Regions from separate parts of the Homo sapiens genome. Here region 2 is linked to region 1. A link is a loop called in an ENCODE intact Hi-C map of the cell type or tissue named here. Cell type or tissue: Caco-2. All regions are shown on one strand. Links, peaks and the distances in the headings refer to the core of each region. The heading gives the core; the rest is flanking DNA.

Region 1 (10,436 bases), core at 1,635-9,634:
CAGATGGCATTTAAAGTTATGAGACCAGGTGCCATTAGAGGATGCAGAGTATGTTAGGAAGAAAAATGTCTGAGGGCCAAGTCCTGGGGTCCTCCCAGTGTTTAGATGGCAGGAAGTTGAAGAGGATGCACCAAAGGGGAGTGAGAAGACTTGACCAGTCAAATAGATGAACTGACACAAAGCTGTGCTCTAGAAGTCCAGAAGAAAATGTGAGCCAAAGAGGAGGTCACTTGTATCAAATACAGCTGGTGGGTTGCATCATATGAGGTTTGAGAATTGATCAGTGGGTTTGACTACTTAGGGGTCATGGATTTTGGTAGGATAGTGAGGGCAAAATTTTAATCGAAGTCCGTGCAGGAGGGCTGGGTGCAGTGGCTCACACCAGTAATCCCAGCACTTTGGGAGGCTGGGGCAGGAGGATAGCTTGAGGTCAGTAGTTTGAGACCAGCCTGGACAACACAGTGAGACCCCATCTCTAGAAAAAGTAAAAAATGCAGCTGGGCTTGGTGGCACACAGGTATTGTTCAAGCTACTTGGGAGATGGAAGGATCGCTTGAGCCTGGGAGTTCCAGGCTGCATTGAGCCATAATTGTGCCACTGCATGCCAGCCTGAGCGACGGAGTGAGGCACTGTCTCTAAAAAAAAAAAGAAGACAAGAAATCAGTTCAGGAAGCAAACCAAGTATGGACAACTGTATCAAGAAAATTTACAGTAAATGGGAGAAACTACTCCAGTTTAATTCAGGAGGTGGATGTTTGGGTTAAGGAATTTTTCTTTCAAGTTGGGAAATAATAAAGCAGGTGTGTTTACTCACAGGAATGATCCAGTAGTGAGGGAACATGAAGACTGTACTAGATTTTGGAGACTACTTTTTCTGCTTAACACTTTGAACATTTTTTCACATAATTTTATTTTTTTGTGGATGGCTTAGTGGCTACATTATATTCCCTGGTATGAATACAATGATTTTAGAAGCCTTCTCCTTGTGTTACACATTTGGGCTGTTTAATCTTGTTTATCTTTGCTTATATTTTCCATTCCTTTTTTTTTTTTTTTTTTTTTTGAAACGGAGTCTCGCTCCGTTGTCCAGACTGGAGTGCAGTAGTGCGATCTCGGCTCACTGCAAGCTCCACCTCCCAGGTTTAAGCAATTCTCCTGCCTCAGCTTCCCTAGTAGCTGGGATTACAGGTGCACACCACCATGCCCAGCTAATTTTTGTATTTTCAGTAGAGACAGGGTTTCACCACGTTAGCCAGGCTAGTCTAAAACTCCTGACCTCAGGTGATCCGCCTGCCTTGGACTCCCACAGTGCTGGGATTACAGGCGTGAGCCACTGCACCTGGCTATTTTCCATTTCTAATTTTCAGCCAAGGGGTTTAAATATTTTAAAGTCTCATACACTGACACATTTGCTTTCCCAAAATCATGTTCCAAGTTTTCAATTAGAGATTTGAACGTTTGTTTATTTCAAAGAAAATCTCAGCTTCTTTTGCCCTCACTTCTAGCTCAGTGTCATGCTGATGGGTCGTCAGGATATTGGAGCTTCAGAAAAACTCTCAAAGTAGCCCCACCTCATTTCAACAGGATTGTTTCGAAGCAGTTGCCAAAGTTTTACTGCCAAGAGGTGTGCTTTTTTCTTCATATGTACAGTATTTTATTAAGTTCCCCAATGGAAGAGCTGAATTGTGCTGAAAGGAGAGCATATACCTTTAAGTAAGGGCTTTTCTTTAGATCTTTCAGTTGCTGTCTGTGAAACTGATTGATGTTTTTTTAATTTCCTATATGGAACTTTTCTGGCAGTCATTGTTTCTGCTTCAAAGGGGGGAGGAGAAGCAGGAGACTTTTCGTAGTTATTTCAAAGGGGAGGGGTGTGAATAGTGGTAAGTATATAATCATCAGGAGGGGAATTTATAAATATTATAAAACAAATTATAAATACTTATTATAAATTCAAATATTAGAACTATGAAAAATAAATTATAAATATAAAATTATATAAATGTTAAATATAATCAAATCATACTTTATTACAAATAAGTCATGATATAATTATACATAAATTATAACATTTAAAATATTGATATATTTTATTAAAATATATTATGAATATATAAATTATAAATACGATATGAATCAGCTAGAATATTTTAATATCCTGCTACTGAAAAAACTTATTTCTTAATTTGCAGGTTAGAATTAAAGAGAGGGAAAGATGTACTTCACAGCTGCTCCCCCAGAAGATACAATCACACAGAATTTCACACTTTTTTGCAGCCATAACTCCTTTTTGAATTGTAAGTTGTCAGAATCTCAGAAGAACCACATTGGTGTTATACAGATTTTGATATACTGAAAAAAGACATAAGTTGTGGTTTTCTCTAATTTTCTGTACATTATTTGCACAGTGTAGGTGGCCTTAAAGATTAAAGGGTTTTTTGTTTTTGTTTTTGATGAGAGTTAATTATAGCATTTTACAATCATTTGAGTTCTGTATAAAAGCCTTAATGAAAAATCGCTGGACAACAATGTAAAGCCCTTTAAAAACAAAGTTCCTTTCAGTGTAGGAAGGTCCTGATTTTTTTAATCTGTATTTACAGGAAGTAAAATAGCTCTGAAAGTTGAAAATATTTTCATAAGTCACTTGGCCACAAAACTTGCTCTGACCTGAACTCATTTGGCCATGAAACTTGACCTTAACTGACATGGGGCTATGATTAGTCTTTATTCGTCCCACTGTATGTAAATAATCATATATTTCTACACAGAGATATTAATGTATTTAATTACTGAAGCTGCCTTAGGACGCTGCAGAAATATTCTGAACATTGAAGCACCTCTGACTCCAAGGTTTCAGAAGAGGGATTATGAAGTTATATACTTTTCATTTTGAGTTCTGATATATTGCTCTTTCACATTTCCTTCTGAAAATAATTGGCGAAATGTTCAGAACTCCTTGATATGAGAATTCTGAAATAGAGTTCAAACTTTAAATCAGAATGAACTAGCACCATATTCCTGTTTTTTCAGTTCCTGTTGAAATTCACTATGTCGAAGTAAAATAGAAAAAGAGTTTTAATGATTAAGAAATAGGGTCTGGTTGAAGTATTGCATATTTCCATTCATTCCTTTTCATTCTCAGTTCTTTCCCAGCACTTAAAAATTTTATATTTTTGTTATATATTTTATGATTTATATTGGATGACATAATTGACATTTTTATCAACTTATTGATAAAAGGAAGTACATTTTTGTGGTCAAATTGTTCCTGGTTGAGACTGTGGACATAGGTAAAGTTTCAGCAGACCCAGACAGTAATTTCTCCGTTAGCAGATTTTTGGAAAACTTAATTTAAACACACAACAAAGGTGGAAAAATGACCAAAAGAGCTTCACTTTGTTTTTTGTTATTTCATGGTTGCTTATTAATTTACCTCAAAAGACAACGTTTGAAAAAAATTTTGATTTCTTTGTCTCAGAATAGATAAAGAGATGCCTTGGTAAATATATAAATAGTTTCTTTGTTAATGAATAACATAAGATGGAGAGATGACTGGAGAACTTCCCCAAAACCATATGAACCAAAAGCTCAAAACAGGCCCAGGTAACCACTGGTAGAATATCTTTCTTCTGTGACTTGAACATTTGTCTTCAATCAGATCTTCTGATTTTAACTCACATAGCCTGGGAATAGGGTAATTTCAATCCTGTTCCATTTCGTTGTTCTGTGTTTTTAGGAAGTCTGGGTTATGCATTTTTCTGCTTGGGTTAAAGAGATAAACACCTCAATTTTGGAAAAAAAAAACCAAACAAACAAAAACTATAGCACCTCATACAGAAAGGACTACCAAGGACCCAGATGCCTCAGGAATATCTTTTAGAGCCATCCACTGAGCAACCAACTGAAGCAGGTCAAGGTACCAGCCATGGGCCAAGGGAAGATGAAAGAGTTACTGAAGAAAAGAACTGATAAAAACTATAAACAATCAGTCACCGAAATGAGAACCATGGCATGTACCCATATTTTCTTGTCGTATCATGTAATGATAATACTTTCATAATAATTTATTTTTATCTCTTCCATTCCCCTAGTGTATACAGAATGTGTTGTGATGGTGACCTTCACAGATTTAGTCCAGAGGCAGCAGAAGACCAATATGGGATTGGAAGAAAACTTGGTTAAAAAAAAACAAAAAACAAAAACTTGGCCCCAAATTCCTGAATTCAGTGCTGTATGCAAAAAAAGAGAAACTCTTGAGTGGTTTCCTTTTGGGATAGAGTGAGTTTTAATTTATTCAGTTCCATTGAGGGATTTTTTACTTGAAAGTTTAAGCACATAAGAAGATTATGTGTAGGTATTAGAAAGACAAGTGGACATTTGTCATTCTTGGTGCCTATCACTGTTGTCCTGTCTGCCTAGTGCTGAAGTCCAAACTCAAAGTCCCAGTCCCTTGCCAGGAGGAGGTAAAGAATGGAGCCAGGTGCTGACAATCAGGAGCCTTGTGCTGTATTCCTTTCAGAAATGAGTCTTCTGGGAAACGAGCTCTGCTGGGGATCCCATTTTGCTGAAACAGGTGGCAGTGGAGCTGCTGGCTTTGGGCCTGGTAGCTTGAGGGTGGCCTGTGGAGTACATGACATAGGACTACATCCATCCAATGCCTGTCAGCTTCTAAGTGTCCAAAAAATGGTTGCTATTGATACCAGTAGTAGTAGCGGCAGCATATAATAAAGTTCCCTAATTCTGATGCATTTAAATTTAGACTAGATGACCACCCCAGATAGTATAGAGTACCTGTGTTACAGACTATGGGCTCTTAGATTCCCCAGGTAATAGAAATCAACACAAGCCAAGCATGTTTCCTCGATGAGGCTCTATTCTGGGGCTTGTGCAAGGGAAACAGCTGAGGTATAAGGATTTTCTAGCTAGCTCTCTGAAAACAGCCCCAGTAGGGAATTTTTATTAGGTGAAGAGTAGGAATTGACATCAGGGGTGGGGTTTGCAGGCTGCGTAAAGCATGGGAGCTGTAGGGTATGCAGGTCAGCACTTCTGGTTGCCATGGTTATCTTGAGTAAAGGGCAACCTGGTAGTCTGGCAGGTGGCAACAAGGCTGTAAATCAATTGTCCAACATTCCTTCCCAAGGTGGAACACTCCACAACCTTGGTTCAATATTGTGGATCTCCGAAGGACAGTTCCTGGAATTCTTTAAGTAAAAGGCATGGTTAAACATTATGAGAGCAAAGAAAAATGGCTATTTTCTTTGTATGACTAAACCCTTGGGGTTAGTGGGTACAGCATCAGCGAGGTAGTAGTCTGGGTTTTGTGGAGAGAGGAAAAAAAAAAAGAAAAAAATATCTGAAGGAGGAGCTGTGTCCCACTCCTGTCTCACTTGGACTAGGTCTTTGGTGCACGTGGGTTACTTTTTTGTTTTCCTTGCTCTCATTCCATAGCGTAGCTGTCCCTGCCCTATCTTCTGTGATTCTAGAGGGCCATCTATAAGGGCTCTGTCTTAGTTTGTTTGTGATGCTATAACACAGTACCACAGACTGGGTAATTTATAAAGAACAGAAATTTGTTACAAGTAATGGCAAAAACCACAATTATTTTGGCACCAATCTAATGTTTCTCCCAGTGCTGGATGCTGGGAAGCCTCAAATCAAGGTACTGACAGATTCCGTTGTCTGGGGGAAGGCTGCATCCTCAGAAGGGGAGGGGATCTGTCTTCACATAGCAGCAGAGCAGAAGAGAGCAAGCAGGAGATGAACAGCATGCAGCCTTGTTTGTAAGGCCTTAGTTCCACTGATGAGGGCAGAGCCCTCTTGAACAAATCATGTCTTAAAGCCACACCTCTTAATACCAACACATGGACAACATCAGAATTTTGGAAGAGACATATTCAAACAATAGCATTCTGCCCCAGCCCCCCAAATTTATATCCTTCTTATATACAAAATGCATTCTTTCTATCCCAGTAGCCCCCAAAAGTCTTAACTCATTCCAACATCAACTTTACAGTCTGAGTCCAAAGTCTAATCTAAATCAGATATCAGTGAGATTCCAGGCACAATTTATCCTGAGGTGAATTTCACTCCAGCTATGAGCCTGGGAAATAAAACAAGTGATTTGTTTCCAAAATACAGTGGTAAGGCATAGGATAGACATTCCATTCCAAAATGGAGCAACAGGAAAGAAGACAGGAGTAACAGACTCCAAGTAAGTTCAAAACCCAACAGGGCGAACAACATTAAATCTTCAGTTTCAAGAACAATACTTTTACTGCCTTCCAGACACACTGGGGCAGAGGTTGGGCCCTTAAGGCCTTAGACAGCCCTCACAGCCCCCTCACAGCTTTGCTGGGCACAGCCCACGCAGCAGCTCTCACTGGTTGGAGTCAGGTGCCTGCAGCAATCCCAAGCTGGTATCGCATGCTGGTAGCTCTACATACACTTATGGGGTGTTGGGGGTGACCCTGCCCCTATGGTTCCACTAAGCATTGCCTTAGTAGGGGTCTTTCTGCAGTGGCCCGCTCCTGAGGCAAGTCTCTGCCTGAGCCCTGAGGCTGTCAACATCCTTTGAAATCTAGGTGGAGGAAGCCATACCTCTAAAGCACCTCTACCCTACAAGCCTGTGAAGTTAGTACCATGTGGACACCACCAACACTCATCACTTATACCTTCTAGAGTGATGGCCCAAGTCACACCTTCACCTATCTGTGCCACAGCTGGGGCAGCCAAGACTGCTCTGAGCCTGAGCAGCAAGCCTCAAGAGGTAGGGCTTTCAAGAGGTGATTAGGTCATGAGGACTCCTCCCTGGTGAATGAGATTAAAGCCCTTGGGAATGGGACATCGCAAAGCATTCCTCTCATTCACTCTTCTGTCATATGAGGACACAGCAATCCTCCCATCAGAGATGCATCCTTCCCCAGACACCAAACCTACCTGTGCCTTGATCTTGGACTTCCAGCCTCCAGAGCTGAGAGAAATAAATTTCTGTTCTCTGTAAATTACCCTTTAAATTGTTTTGGCCTTGAGGTCCTGTCACTCTGGGACTGTGAAGGGAAGGACAGCCTCTCTGTGTTATTCTCTCATTATCTTGATGAATAAGCACCTGGCTTCCTTCTAGCCATACTAATCTTCTTAACAAATGGTCTCTTTACACACTCTGTTTTTTCTACTAAACACGCTTCTTTATTCTTTTTACATGGCCAGGCTGCAAAATTTCCAAATCTTTATATCCTGCTTCTCTTTGAATTACAATTTTCACCTCTAAATCATTTATCTCTTCTCACATTTTACTATCAGCAATCAAGAGAAACCACACAGCCCCCTCACTACTTGGCTGTTGAGAGATTTCTTCTTGCAGATATCCTAGTTCGTCCCTCTTATGTTCTGCCTTTCACAAAGTCCTAGGTCATGGACGTAATTCTCTGTTGCTTTGTAACAAGGATGGCCTTTCATCCAGTTTCCAAAACCTTTTTCCTCATTTCTACCTGAGACCTCATCAGAAATGTCTTCACTGTCCATATTTCTACCAACATTCTGTTCACAACCACTTAGATAATTTCTGGAAAGACTGAGGCTTTCCCTATGGCTTTCCTCTTCTTCTGAGTGCTCATTAGAATTGCCCTCAATGATCCCTTCATGGAAACACAGACTCACTCTATTTTCCAGCACTCACTTCAAAACTCTCCCAGTCTCTACCCATGACCTAGTTCCAAAGCTGCTTCTACATTGTCAGGTATTTGTTATAGCAACACCCCACTTCTCTTGTTCCAATTTATGTCTTAGTTCATTTGTGTTGCTATAACAGAATACCACAGACTGGGTAATTTACAGAGAACAGAAATTTATTTCTCTCAGCTCTGGAGGCTGGAAGTCCAAGATCAAGGCACTGGTAGGTTTGGTGTCTGGGGAAGGATGCATCTCTGATGGGAGGATTGCTGTGTCCTCATATGACAGAAGAGTGAATGAGAGGAATGCTTTGCAATGTCCCATTCCCAAGGGCTTTAATCTCATTCATGAGGGAGGAGTCCTCATGACCTAATCACCTCTTGAAAGCCCTACCTCTTAATACTGTGATTTCCCCCAGGGGTGGGCATTTGATCCAACAGAGCTAAATTTGGGATTGATGTAGCTGCTGGGGGAGCAGAAAGGAGGTCATTTCTGAGATAATCACCCCTTATGATTATCAAGCTACTGTGACTGTCATTGTACACAGGCAGAGAGCCTAACCTGGCTTAGATGAGAACAAGCAGAAGTTAATAGAGCTAAGAAATGAAAACAGAGAGGAAGAGAGAAAGGGAGAGACTCAGTGGGGTATCTTGGGAACAGGCTGATCAAGCTATGGCTTGATCCTAAAGTTAACAGACTTCCCAGTGATGTGAGCCAACAAACTCCATTTTGATTTAAGCTATTTTGTACTAAATTTCTGTCCTTTGCAACAGGGAAAGTCTGCCTGAAAGAACAAACATGGGCCGTGCGCGGTGGCTCATGCCTGTAATCCCTGTACTTTGGGAGGCTGAGGCAGGTGGATCACAAAGTCAGGAGTTCGAGACCATCCTGGCTAACACGGTGAAAACCCGTCTCTACTAAAAACACAAAAATTTAGCCAGGCATGGTGGCGGGCGCCTGTAGTCCCAGCTACTCTGAAGGCTGAGGCAGGAGAATGGCATGAAGCCGGGAGGTGGAGCTTACGGTGAGCTGAGATCATGCCACTGCACTCCAGCCTGAGTGACAGAGCGAGACTCTGTCTCAAAAAAAAAAAAAAAAAAAAAAAAGAACAACCATGGTGTTTTAAAATCCTTAGATACTGAGAGTTTCTGAATATTTTTCCCTTTTCTTAAGCACCAAGTCATATCCAGACCCATATTGTACTCTGTAAATACTTCATTTTCTTAAATAGAACTTCTGAAAATAGTTTTAAAAAATATGTAATTACTGGGGATTCTAAGATGGCCGAATAGAACAGCTCCAGTCTATAGCTCCCAGCATGAGTGACACAGAAGACAGGTGATTTCTGCATTTCCAACTGAGGTACTGGGTTCATCTCACTGGGGCTTGTTGGACAGTGGGGGCCGGACAGTGGGTGCAGCCCACTGAGCTTGAGCCAAAGCAGAGCAAGGCATTGCCTCACCTGGGAAGCGCAAGGGGTCAGCGAATTCCCTTTCCTAACCAAGGGAAGCAGTGACGGACAGCACCTGGAAAATCGGGTTACTCCCATGCTAATACTGAGCTTTTCCAGTGGTCGTAGCAAACGGCACACCAGGAGATTATATCCCACACCTGGCTCAGAGGGTCCCATGCCCACAGAGCCTTGCTCACTGCTAGCACAGCAGTCTGAGATCGATCTGCAAGGCAGCAGCAAGGGTGGGGGAGGGATGCCTGCCATTGCTGAGGCTTGAGTGGGTAAACAAAGTGGCCAGGAAGCTCGAACTTGGTGGAGCCCACTGCAGCTCAAGGAGGCCTGCCTGCCTCTGTAAACTCCACCTCTGGGGGCAGGGCATAGCCGAACAAAAGGCAGCAGAAACCTCTGCAGACTTAAATGTCCTTGTCTGACAGCTTTGAAGTGAGCAATGGTTCTTCCAGCACGGAATTTGAGATCTGAGAATGGACAGACTGCCGCCTCAAGTGGGTCCCTGACCCCCGAGTAGCCTAACTGGGAGGCACCCTCTAGTAGGGGCTGACTGACACCTCACACGGCCAGGTACCCCTCTGAGACGAAGCTTCCAGAGGAACAATCAGGCAGCAGCATTTGCTGTTCAGCAATATTCGCTGTTCTGCAGCCTCTGCTGCTGATACCCAGGCAAACAGGGTCTGGAGTGGACCTCCAGCAAACTCCAACAGACCTGCAGCTGAGGGTCCTGACTGTTAGAAGGAAAACTAACAAACAGAAAGGACATCCACACCAAAACCCCATCTGTACGTCACCATCATCAAAGACCAAAGGTAGATAAAACCACAAAAATGGGGAAAAAACAGAGCAGAAAAGCTGAAAATTCTAAAAATCAGAGTGCCTTTCCCCCTCCAAAGGAACACAGCTCCTCAGCAGCAACGGAACAAAGCTGGATGGAGAATGACTTTGACGAGTTGAGAGAAGAAGGCTTCAGAAGATCAAACTTCTCTGAGCTAAAGGAGGAAGTTCGAACCCATCGTAAAGAAGCTAAAAACCTTGAAAAAAGATTAGACGAATGGCTAACTAGAAAACCAATGTATAGAAGTCCTTAAATGACCTGATGGAGCTGAAAAACATGGCACGAGAACTACATGATGAATGTACAAGCTTCAGTAGCCGATTCGATCAACTGGAAGAAAGGGTATCAGTGATTGAAGATCAAATGAATGAAATGAAGCAAGAAGAGAAGTTTAGAGAAAAAAGAGCAAAAAGAAACGAACAAAGCCTTCAAGAAATATGGGACTATGTGAAGAGGCCAAATCTACGTCTG
Region 2 (10,436 bases), core at 737-8,736, 50 kb after region 1:
AAACACTTAAAAGTTCCTCTACAGTTAGCAGGAGGCTTCGCACATACAGTCATGTGCCACATAATAATATTTTAGTCAATGATGGACTACATATATAACAGTGGTCACATAATCTTATAATACCATATTTTTACTGTACCTTTTCTATGTGATATGTTTAGATGCACAAATACTTACCATTGTGTTACAGTTGCCTACAGAATTCAGTGCAGTAACCGGCTGTGCAGGTTTGTAGCCTAGGTGCAACAGGCTGTGCCATATAGCCCAGGTGTGTAGTAGGTTATTCCATCTACGCTTGTGTGAAGACATTCTATGATGTTCACATAATGATGAAATCTACTAACGAGTCATTTCTCAGAATGTATCCCTGAGGAAAGCATGACTATTACCATTTTCTCCACTTTTAATCAGATGGCCTGCCTGGTTCAGAACGCCCTTGTAATTCTTTTCTTCTTACCCAAGCTCTCCCCTCCCATCAATGCCTTGCCTCAGTCCTTAGAGAATACTTATCTGAACATTTTTGTCATTACCATCTATGCGTTCACGCTCATATAGCATACACTCTCATGGAAATTATTTTGTGGACACCTTCTTCTCCAGAAAGATTTACAATTTTAAAGCAATAGACAGAAGACTCCATTATATCATTTTTAAATTGATAGACCTGATTTTTTCAGAGCAGTTTCAGGTTTACAAGAAAATTTACCAGGAAGTACAGAGAGCTGCCATATACCCCTTTCCCCCAGCCCAACACTTTCTCCTATTCTTAACATCTTGCATTAGTGTGGTACATTTGTCACAATTGATGAACCAATATTGATACATTATTATTAACTAAGGCCAGTTGTTTATGGGGGTTCACTCTTTGTGTCATACAGTTCTGTGGGTTTTGATCAATGTATAATGTCAGGTATCCCCCATTATAGTATCATATAGAATTGTTTCACTGCCCTAAATACACCCTCTGTTTTACCATTTCAATCCTGCCTCTCTTTTCCCAAATCCTTGGAAACCACTGGTATTTTTAGTCTCTATAGTTTTGCTTTTTCCAGAATGTCCTATAGTTGGAATCACACAGTATGCAGCTTTTTCAGACTGGTTTCTTTCACTTGACTTGACATCTCGACCTCATTATATTTTAGCACAGACCCCTACTCATAGCAAGACCTCAGTAAATATTTTATGAGCTGCTGTTGATGATAACTCCCATTAAGCAAAGCTTCATGGAGGAAGTGGCATTTGAGCTGATCTTTGAAAGATGAGCAGGATTCTACATGACAGCTAAAACATCCAGCAGAAGAAATAAACAAAGTGACATTAACAAAGTCACAAAGGTAAAGTTCCTGCACCTCTGAGGCTCATGTTCTTTGTCTAAACTTTTCTCCACCTGCTGTTGTTGATAAAGTCTTTCTCTCCTCCTCATGATTTGTCATTTTCTTGGGTGTTTTCAACATTCATGTATTGGCCCAAGTAATATCCTGTTGGCATTTTAAATTTTTTTATTTAATGCAAAAGTAAAATAAGTTTCAGAAGAGTTAAGTGAAGTGCCTGAGTTAGTAAGTGGCAGAACTGCTGCCTAACCCTAGGTGTTTTTGACACTCAAACATTACTGTGACATTTTATGTCCCTAAGGATTAAATTAATGTCAACTCAGATCCACTGAAGATTCAGTTATGGCCTCAGTGTATGCTTTGAATGAATCATCAACATATGATGCTATTTCTCCCATAGCAACAATGCATGCATTCTGGGTCCACGTGGTGGAACTGGGCATGGGTGCTGTTTATACTTCATAGCACACTTGTAGAATTTTTGCTTCCTCTCCCTGAAGCCAAGGAAGGAGTGTTTCTACCAAGTGACACAACAAGGATCCCAGTAAGCTGGAAATGAGACTGTCACTTGGCTATTTGAGCTCCTCACGTTCTTGAACCAATAGACAGACAGGAGGTTGCTTTACTGGCTCAGGTGAATGAGGTTAGTTTCCAAGGGGGAATCAGATTACTGCTACATAATTGTAGCAGGGAAGATCAAGTCTAAAATGTAAGTGATTCTCTATATCACAGGGAGGCTAACTCCCCCCGTGTCTGTCTCCTCTGGTGTCTCCAGCAGTAGCTGTGTTACTCTGTGGCTCCAGTTCTCAGTAACAGGCCTGCTGTGGTCCCACCTTCTGCCAAAGACCTTGAACTCGGGTCTCTGGTCATACCCCCTCCTCTCTTTGTCCTTCTGGCCAGGGGTGGTGGTGACTTGCTGCTATTGCTAATCTCCGGATGGTATCTCTGTGTCATAGTTTAGCTTTTCAGCTCTTTCATTACTTATGCACAAAATTCCTTGTATTAAATTATCTTTGTTTTAAATACCCAATGTGGTTTCTTTATTTCTGGCTTGGTTTGACCTTCACTGATATAGACTCCCTTCTCTTATTAATCTATCTGTAATCTCTCTAGAAAATAGCACCCCCTGTAGTAAGTATGGCTACCATCTAAACAAGGAAGATTTCCAAATCTGTGTCTTCAGTCCTGATGTCTCTTCTGAGAGTTGGTGCCTTTTCCACAGACGTAACTTAGATGTTGTGACAGTAAATATCAGCTACATTGAGCTGAGGAAATAAATGATCCCAAATTCCAGCAGCTTATGGTAAAAAATAGGTTTATGCCTTGCTTACACTACATACTCATCTCAAATCAGTTGAGACTCTACGTTGTTTTTCGTCTGAGACCGAGATTGTATGGAAAACATCTGGCTCTTAAGCCTTGTGCCTGGAAGGTCCACATGGTCACTCCTGCATTCATCAGGCAGAGAGGGGATCCAGGAGGAAGAAACCAGAATATTCGATACACTACACAGTTAACAAGCCCTCAAATGCAGCATGCCCACACAGAATTGCATCATCTTACCCCCCAATACGTTCCCCCACCTGTGCTCCGATTCATATAATGTCACCATCATCCAGAGTTACCTAAGATAGAAACCTAGGTGTTATCCCTGGTCTCATTCTTTCCTAATTTTCCCTCAATGCTTTCCCCCAATAAGTCACCAAGTTTCATTGAGTCCATCATGTAAGTACTTCTTAACACATTCCCATTTCCATTATTCATATTCAGATGACTGTCATCTCCAGAATGTCTCCAATCTTGTTTTCAGTTGATTCTCTATAGAATGTCCAATGTAGAATCAAAGAGGATCCTCTTTAAATCTTTACTGACCTTGGTTATAGATTAGTGAGTTATGACAGTATTTAGCATGAGGACTTGCAAAGAAAGAGAAAGTAACCCTGTGGGGATATATACGTGAAGCATTATTAATACTGCCTTCAAATTGCTCTTCTAGGAATGACAAGGAAGAAGAGGTTATGGAATGTTTACATTCCTGTGGCCATGAAAACACAATAAGTTGGAAGCATTGTTGGCAGCCAGCCAAGTGGGGCTGAGTTCTAAAGATTACAAATGTACAGCATCTTCTCCTGGTTATCACTTTATAAAGCGTCTGTGTTTACTAGTATTTAAGGTGATAAAAAATAGACCTTCCAAGGTATATAACTGCTGAGTTATAGGGTTGAATAGTCCAACCACTTACGCTATAACATTTGTTATAGAAGATTATATTTTTCCACTTAAGTTATAAAAAGACAGGAACCAATTTCTCCTATAATTAATTTCAACCTATAAATGCTGAGTGAGTTATTGGTTTAGCTAAAGCATTTTTGACTACTCAATCTGTCTCTGTCTGCATATGGATATCACTATTAGAGAGATTATAGCTAGTCTAGGCAGCTCTAATTGGGCAAAATACCCGGCTTCATTTCTTCCACATCAGAGAGATGTTTCTAAAGCACAGGACCATGATCATATCATACACACAGATGTGTAATAATTCACAGAATCAAAGGAAGAGCTCAACACCGGTCTATAGGATGGCTAGAAGTCAGGAAAGTCCTGAGAATCTGGGAGAGTATCTGCAGGGGACTGCCCTCTGGAGGACACATATCAAACAGCTTCCACTTTCGGAAACATCCCAAAACTTCAGGAAAGAGGAAGCAATTATTCTATAGAGAAAAACTGATAAGGAGGAAGGCCAGGCAAAATTCTAGTTATAAACAACCTTGTGAGGTATTCTTATTTGCTAATGACAAAAATGATGCTTTGAGAATTTAAATAATTTGTTCAGCTGGTAGTTATCAGAGACAGCCCTTAGTCAAGTCTATTTGACTCCAAAATCCATGCTCATAACCAGCATGCAACCATGGCCACTTACTCACCCTTGAGCCCTCAGTGACTGGTAAAGTATTAACACTAGGCAGGCATTCCATAAATATTCATTTCATTGAATGAAAACATGAATAAAAATGAATAAAGATAATAATAAATGGTCAAAAGTGGTCTAAGCTCCTAGCTGAAGCTTAGACTATGTGGCGATTTATGCAGGAACATGAGGGTGGAGGTATAGGATGAACCTACACTTCTATTCAGATATGATTTTTCCTAAGTAGGCTATTCTATTCTATGTTCTACCACCCCACTCCAGCCAATAATGCATCTCCTTTTCCCTGTGGCTCATTTAATCGCCTTTCTGATGGAAGCCTTCCTATATAGTTTCTGCCCTCATAGATCTTACTCTCATGTGAGCCCCAAAAAAAGTTGCATATTAACAACATTAATTACATTGATAGTATTGACTGGCATAGCTTGCTCATTGCTTAGTGTCTAATACATATTAAACAAAGCTTCTCCCCAACCAGATTAGCATCAGCTATGCAAGGACAGATAAAGGGTACTCCCAATCAGTCCCAGGGAATATACAACAAATTAAAGATGCTCCATGAATAATTATTTCTTGATTAATTGTTGAAGTATTGCCTCACAAATCAATAGCTTGTATCCTGAAATAGCAAAACCGAGCTCCCTGGCTGTAGAGCAGGGAGACCATAATTTAAAGGTTGTAAACTCAGGATGTGACCCTGCCACTGATTCACTGACCTGAAGCTGGACACATCCACACTGAGCTTGAATTCTGCCCTGTGTGCTATGCTGTCAGCAGGATGGGCAGTAAGATTTCATAAAACCAATGCTTAGAAAGACAATTAGAGAATCAGAGCAAGCCACTGCTTCAGAGCATCCTGCCTAATTTACTAAAAATGAAGACCATTCTTGACCTGGTCACTTCTTCCATGCTAAGCTGTGTGAAAACCATAAAATGCTTTTAAAATTAATCTCTCTGATGCAGTTTGTCTCCAGCAACATCCAAAATCTTATTTCTTTTTCCGTGGTTTTCTGAGTTTCTTTCAAGGAATTTGTGTGTGTGCGTATGTGTGTGTGTTTGTGTGTGTGTGAATGAGACTTAAGATATTTTTTGTGTGTCAGATGTTTTCTCTGGTGGATTTTTAAAAGTTCTCTGAGCAATGTTATACAGGTATCGACATTCTTCCAAATAAGTTACACAATGTTTTCAGTAAATACTTGGAGGGGAGAGGCACTAAAGATTAACAGCAATAAACACAGCAAAATTCAGGTGTCTCAAATTTCCTTTCTTGAGAACAGATATCCTGGAGCTGACAAAATGAAATTGAAGCTCACAGAAGGAATCAGGGAGTACATCAAAACACACACACACACACACACACACACACACACACACACATACACACACACACAGATTTACTCTTACTAACCAAAATATGCATAGCTCTCCTTACACCCTAAAAACCATTTGCAGGACAGTGAGTGGGGAGACGTTTCTGGGCACCTGACTCAAGGCAGTAATTAAAAATCATCATCTGTTTCCTTTCTTCACCCAGTCCGTGGTGTTTAGGTGAAGTTTTCAGCTGTTGATAGATTAGATTTCCTAGAATAGCAGGATGAGTGATTTTCAAGATCTAAGAGAGGTTAGAATGTAGCTCTTGCTGAAATCGCCCATGTGAAGAACAACATTGAACAGCATATCAGGCAAAATGCAACTTTGAGGAAATCTGCCCATAACTGTGAAACATCAAACCCCTTTGAAGTGTCAAAAGCATCTTCGTACATTAAGTCCTGGAGGTAAAAACCTCCAGAGCACAGGCTTTTTCTTTTCAGAAGACCCTAGAGATGAAACTTTGAAGGTTTTGGGGCCCTATGAGTTTAACTGTCAATTCTTCTGTTCCATTTTCTTTTTTCTGCCTTTTTAAAGAAAAGGCCCCTGCTGCGAGATGTTATAAAAAGCTGCAATTTCCACTTTTGATTAGTTTTCATATTCTTGAAGCCACAAGGCAAATGCAGGGCAGGTGGAAATGACTTTTAATTCCCTTTTTCATGTAGAAGGTAACGAAGCAAAAGACACAGGGGTGGCTTCATCAGGCACCTGGGGACCCCAAAAAGACATGAGGAGTTGCCCACAAAAGCTGCCAACAGCTCCTTTTTTATTAATTCTACAGGACAAAACAAGATAGCACAAAACATAGGGATGCTTTTAGGGAATCACTTATTGCAGGGGTAGAAGAGACAGAGATGATAAAGAAAGCCAAGGGCCTCAAGGCAAAACATTAATACATTTTTTTAAGGCATCACAAAACTTCTATTACGAAGACCAGAGCCAAAGCAATCTTCTGAATTTTATGAATTTTACATCAGTATACCAATTGCATTTCTGAAGATGAAAATAAGCAATATTCCATGATATAAAATTATCAAATTAACACATTATCATGTAAACATATTGAGTCTACAAAGCCATTTGTTCTGATTCTGTAGCAATTGGTGCCAAAAATTATGTCCCAGAAATTTCAGACAATAATTCCAAGAAGGTTAAAACTACAACACACAGCTTTTCAGAGAGCAAATGAATGCATTTCTCAGAATTATTCTTGTATCTATTATCATAATCACCTCCAAGGAATTTTGATGTTGTTTCAGATATGCACAGTAAAGGGCATGGTCCTGCAGAGGTTTTCTTGGTGAGCTTACAAATACAGGTTCTTAGGCTGAGAGGAGCCCTGAGGTTCTACTCATGTCACTCATGAGGAAATGAATCAGTAAACTCCATTTGGGCCACGTTTCCTTGTGAAGTTCCTCCTCCATGGAGGAAAGGGTGTCATCATCAGTTTCATTAGTTACTAATCTTGGATAAGTAATTATCCCCTGCACACCAATTTCTCTATCTATAAAATTAAGATAATAATAGCTACACTGGATTTTAAGAGGGTCATATGAGATAATGTGGGTCAAAGTATAATCCACCCAACACTGGATGTGAAAGGATTATGGGTTAAAAATTCTGAATTTCCGCCAGAAGGAAGATGAGTAGGGAAAATAGCCCATATTTGTGCTCTGGCCCAGTGGTGGATCCACCCTAGCATAGATTAAAAAGGAAAATCATTCTCCTACCAAAAGAAACATAAGGAGGAAGGCTCTCCAACCAAGGTGAATGTAGACACAATTCACAGGAGAGGCAGCAGCAGAGCCGATTAAATAGAAGGAATAGTCCTATGTCACTCATCTATAGCCAGTGGCAGAATTTTTGCATTTTATATTAAATGAAGCAAACATCATTACGGATGACACTGACAATGATCCAGTGCTTCAGGTCTTTGGGGTCAATAAAATTGACTAAGCATTAGCAGGGAAGGGGGAAAAAAACCCCTCTTTAACCTCTAAAACATAGACATGCTGAATATAACAAAGAAGTATTTAAAACAGTTCAGCTTAAAACCAAAAAATGAAGAGAAAACTCCAAGTCACCATAGTGAGTGAATGCTGAAGCCAAGGGGTGATCCTTCTATTGGACCTAACACATAGGGAAAGAAGGCTGATCGGGAGGGAGTTCTGGTTCTAGCTTGAGTGCCTGGAGACAAGTCACAAAGGAAACTCCAGTTGTTTTCCCCTAAGAAATATGGGGGAAAAGAGCCACTCATGAGAAATCTGAGCCCTCCTCTTGTACCATGCACATGTGTGAAGTCTGAATTCTTGATATTTGCATGGTGGAGGAACACCAAGTTAAGAATGTAATAGAAAAGCGGTCTGACACTGTGGAAGCCCAGTGTGCTCCCAACGTGGGCAAACATAAAACTACTCTGAAGATTAAAGTCGTAACCAACACCCAGGAGATCCCCACAGAAGACAATCCAATGACAAGGAGCTCATAGTAAAAAATAATAGTAATAAAAATTGTAATAGTGACATAAGTAAACAAAAGAAGAGAGGAAAAGAGACTTCATTGGAAGATGTGCCTTCCCAGGAACTGAAGATAACAAGACCACCTCAAAGAGGATTTAAAATAAACACGTCTAAAATGTTTAAAGAAAGAAAGAAATGCAAAAAGATATTCAAGATGTTGGGGGAGGGAAAGAACAAATCTTTGCAAGAACAAAAGATATTCTTGAAATTGAATCTATGGTCACTGAAATTTAATAACTCAAAGAATAGAAAAATAGATTTAGGGACAGTGAGAAGTAGTGAATTAATAGTGTTAAAGGGTGAATTGAAGCCCTAACCCCCAGTAGTTTAGAATGTGACTGTATTTAGAGACAGGGTCCTTAAAGAAGCGTGGACCCTTGTGCGGTGTAACTGGTGCCCTTAAAAGAAAAGAAAATTTGGACACACAAAGAGACACTAGGGATGTGTTCACACAAAGGAAAGGCCGTGTGTCCATGCGCACAGAGGGCACAGCAAGAAGGTGGCCATCTGCACACCAGGGAAAGAGGCCTCATAAGAAACTATAATAGCCTGATAGATTCTTTCTGCCCACTGCACCGACAAAACCAGTTCACTGAGATCATGGTAGTGTACTAAAAGAAAAGTTTAATTGATACGAGGCTGCCATTTCATGCAGGAGATGAAGTTATTACTCAAATCAGTCTCTCCAAAGACTTGGAGATTAGGGTTTTTCAAAGACAGTTGGTTGACAAGGGGGTTAGGGAATGGGGAATGTTGACTGGCTGGGGATGAAATCATAGGAGTGTGGAAAACAGTCCTCCAATCTGAGTCTGCCTCTGGGTGGGGGCCACAGGACCAGTTGAGTCATGAGTCATGGGGCCAGTGGAGCCATCAGTCATCAGAAATGCAAAAGTCTGAAAAAAAATCTCAAAAGGCCAATTTTAGGTTCTACAATAATGATGTTATCTACAGGAGTAATCAGGGAAGTTACAAATCTCATAACTTTAGTTTTACGAAATTTAGTAAATTTGATTTTTTACTAAATTTAGTTTTACAAAACTAATTTAGTTTTGGGAAGGGCTATTATCTTTCTTTTAGGGTTAAACTATAAACTACATTTCTCCCAGATGAAGCTTGGCATAAGTTCAGGAATGACCAAGGAGAACTTGGAGGTCAGAAACAAAATGGAGTCAGCTATATCAAATTTCTCTTACTGTCATAATTTTGTGAAGGCAGTTTCACAACAAAACATGCCCACACCTTGATTTTGGACTTTGAGCTAACAGAACTTTGAGAAATAAATTTCTGTTGTTTAAACCACCCAGTCTGTAGTATTTTGATATGAAAATAACCCTGTAGACTAATACAAGTGGATAAGTACAACGACCAAACTGGAGCACAGAGGAGAAAAGAAAGCAAAGTGAAGAGACACAGAGGATCAAAATAAAAAGATCCAACATATATCCTGTAAGATTTTCACAAGGGGAGAATGCGGAGAATTGGGAAAAGCAATATTTGAAGAGAAAATTGCTGAATTTTTTCCAGATTTGAAAAAAGACAGGAGTCTTATAAAAGTAGCACCTTAAGCAGGATGAATACTTAGGAGTGAGACTACAAAACAAGAAAGACAAAGACAAAATCTAAGAGGCTGCTACAGAGCAAAACAGAGATCACCCTCCATGAAATTACAATTACAATTTCAAACAGTAGCAGTTATCTAAAACAGTAGCAGTTATCAGAATGATAAAATAACATTTTCAAATGCTGAGGAAAAAGGTCAACCTAAAATTGTATAAGCAACTAAATATTACTCCAGCAATAAAGACAAAGTAAAGATATTCTGGAATGTTAAAATATTGAAAGGGTTTACTACTCACAGATATTTACTGAAAATTCTTCCTACATATGAAGGAGAAGAATATTGAAAAACATGTAAAGAGAAAACATTTAGCCAAAAAATTACAAATTTATTAAAAATTCAGAGTAAATACTGACTATAAATACTAATAATTCTCTGTGATAATAACTGCTTTAGAAGGTACATGTGAAATACTAGACAACAATCACCTGAAAGATGGAGAGGGGGATCTTGGAGTTCAAATATTCTAAGGTTCAGGAGGGGGGATTAAGGTTCTGGTTTAGATATTTTTTTAAACATCTGTGTTAAATTTTAGTGATAACCACTGATATAATGGAAATAAAATGTATTTTTCCAAAAAAGAAAAATAGCCCAGAAGGCAGAAAATAGATGGGCAACTAAAAAATATGGCAATTAGAATTCACAAAATAACAATGCAGTCCTTGACGAATATA

The links. Hi-C counts contacts between places; a loop is a spot of excess contacts. Peaks named below come from ENCODE experiments on the same cell type or tissue, not always from the same donor. Only the 100,000 strongest peaks of a DNase experiment are listed, where the experiment ranks them.
Region 2: it touches region 1 in a loop (7-fold over the local background); 2 of 110 quality-filtered maps call a loop at or near these places.

What each region holds. Positions count from the first base shown.
Region 1 is chr13:31,583,132-31,593,567 of GRCh38, reverse strand. No RefSeq gene overlaps it. Among named protein-coding and RNA genes, the nearest start is that of RXFP2, 150 kb to the left of the region's middle. In Caco-2, for the core only: no CTCF peak of the experiment used is centred there; DNase peaks (open chromatin) are centred at 4,467 and 5,047.
Region 2 is chr13:31,531,789-31,542,224 of GRCh38, reverse strand. No RefSeq gene overlaps it. Among named protein-coding and RNA genes, the nearest start is that of RXFP2, 200 kb to the left of the region's middle. In Caco-2, for the core only: a CTCF peak has its summit at 3,953 (motif pointing left); a DNase peak (open chromatin) is centred at 3,403.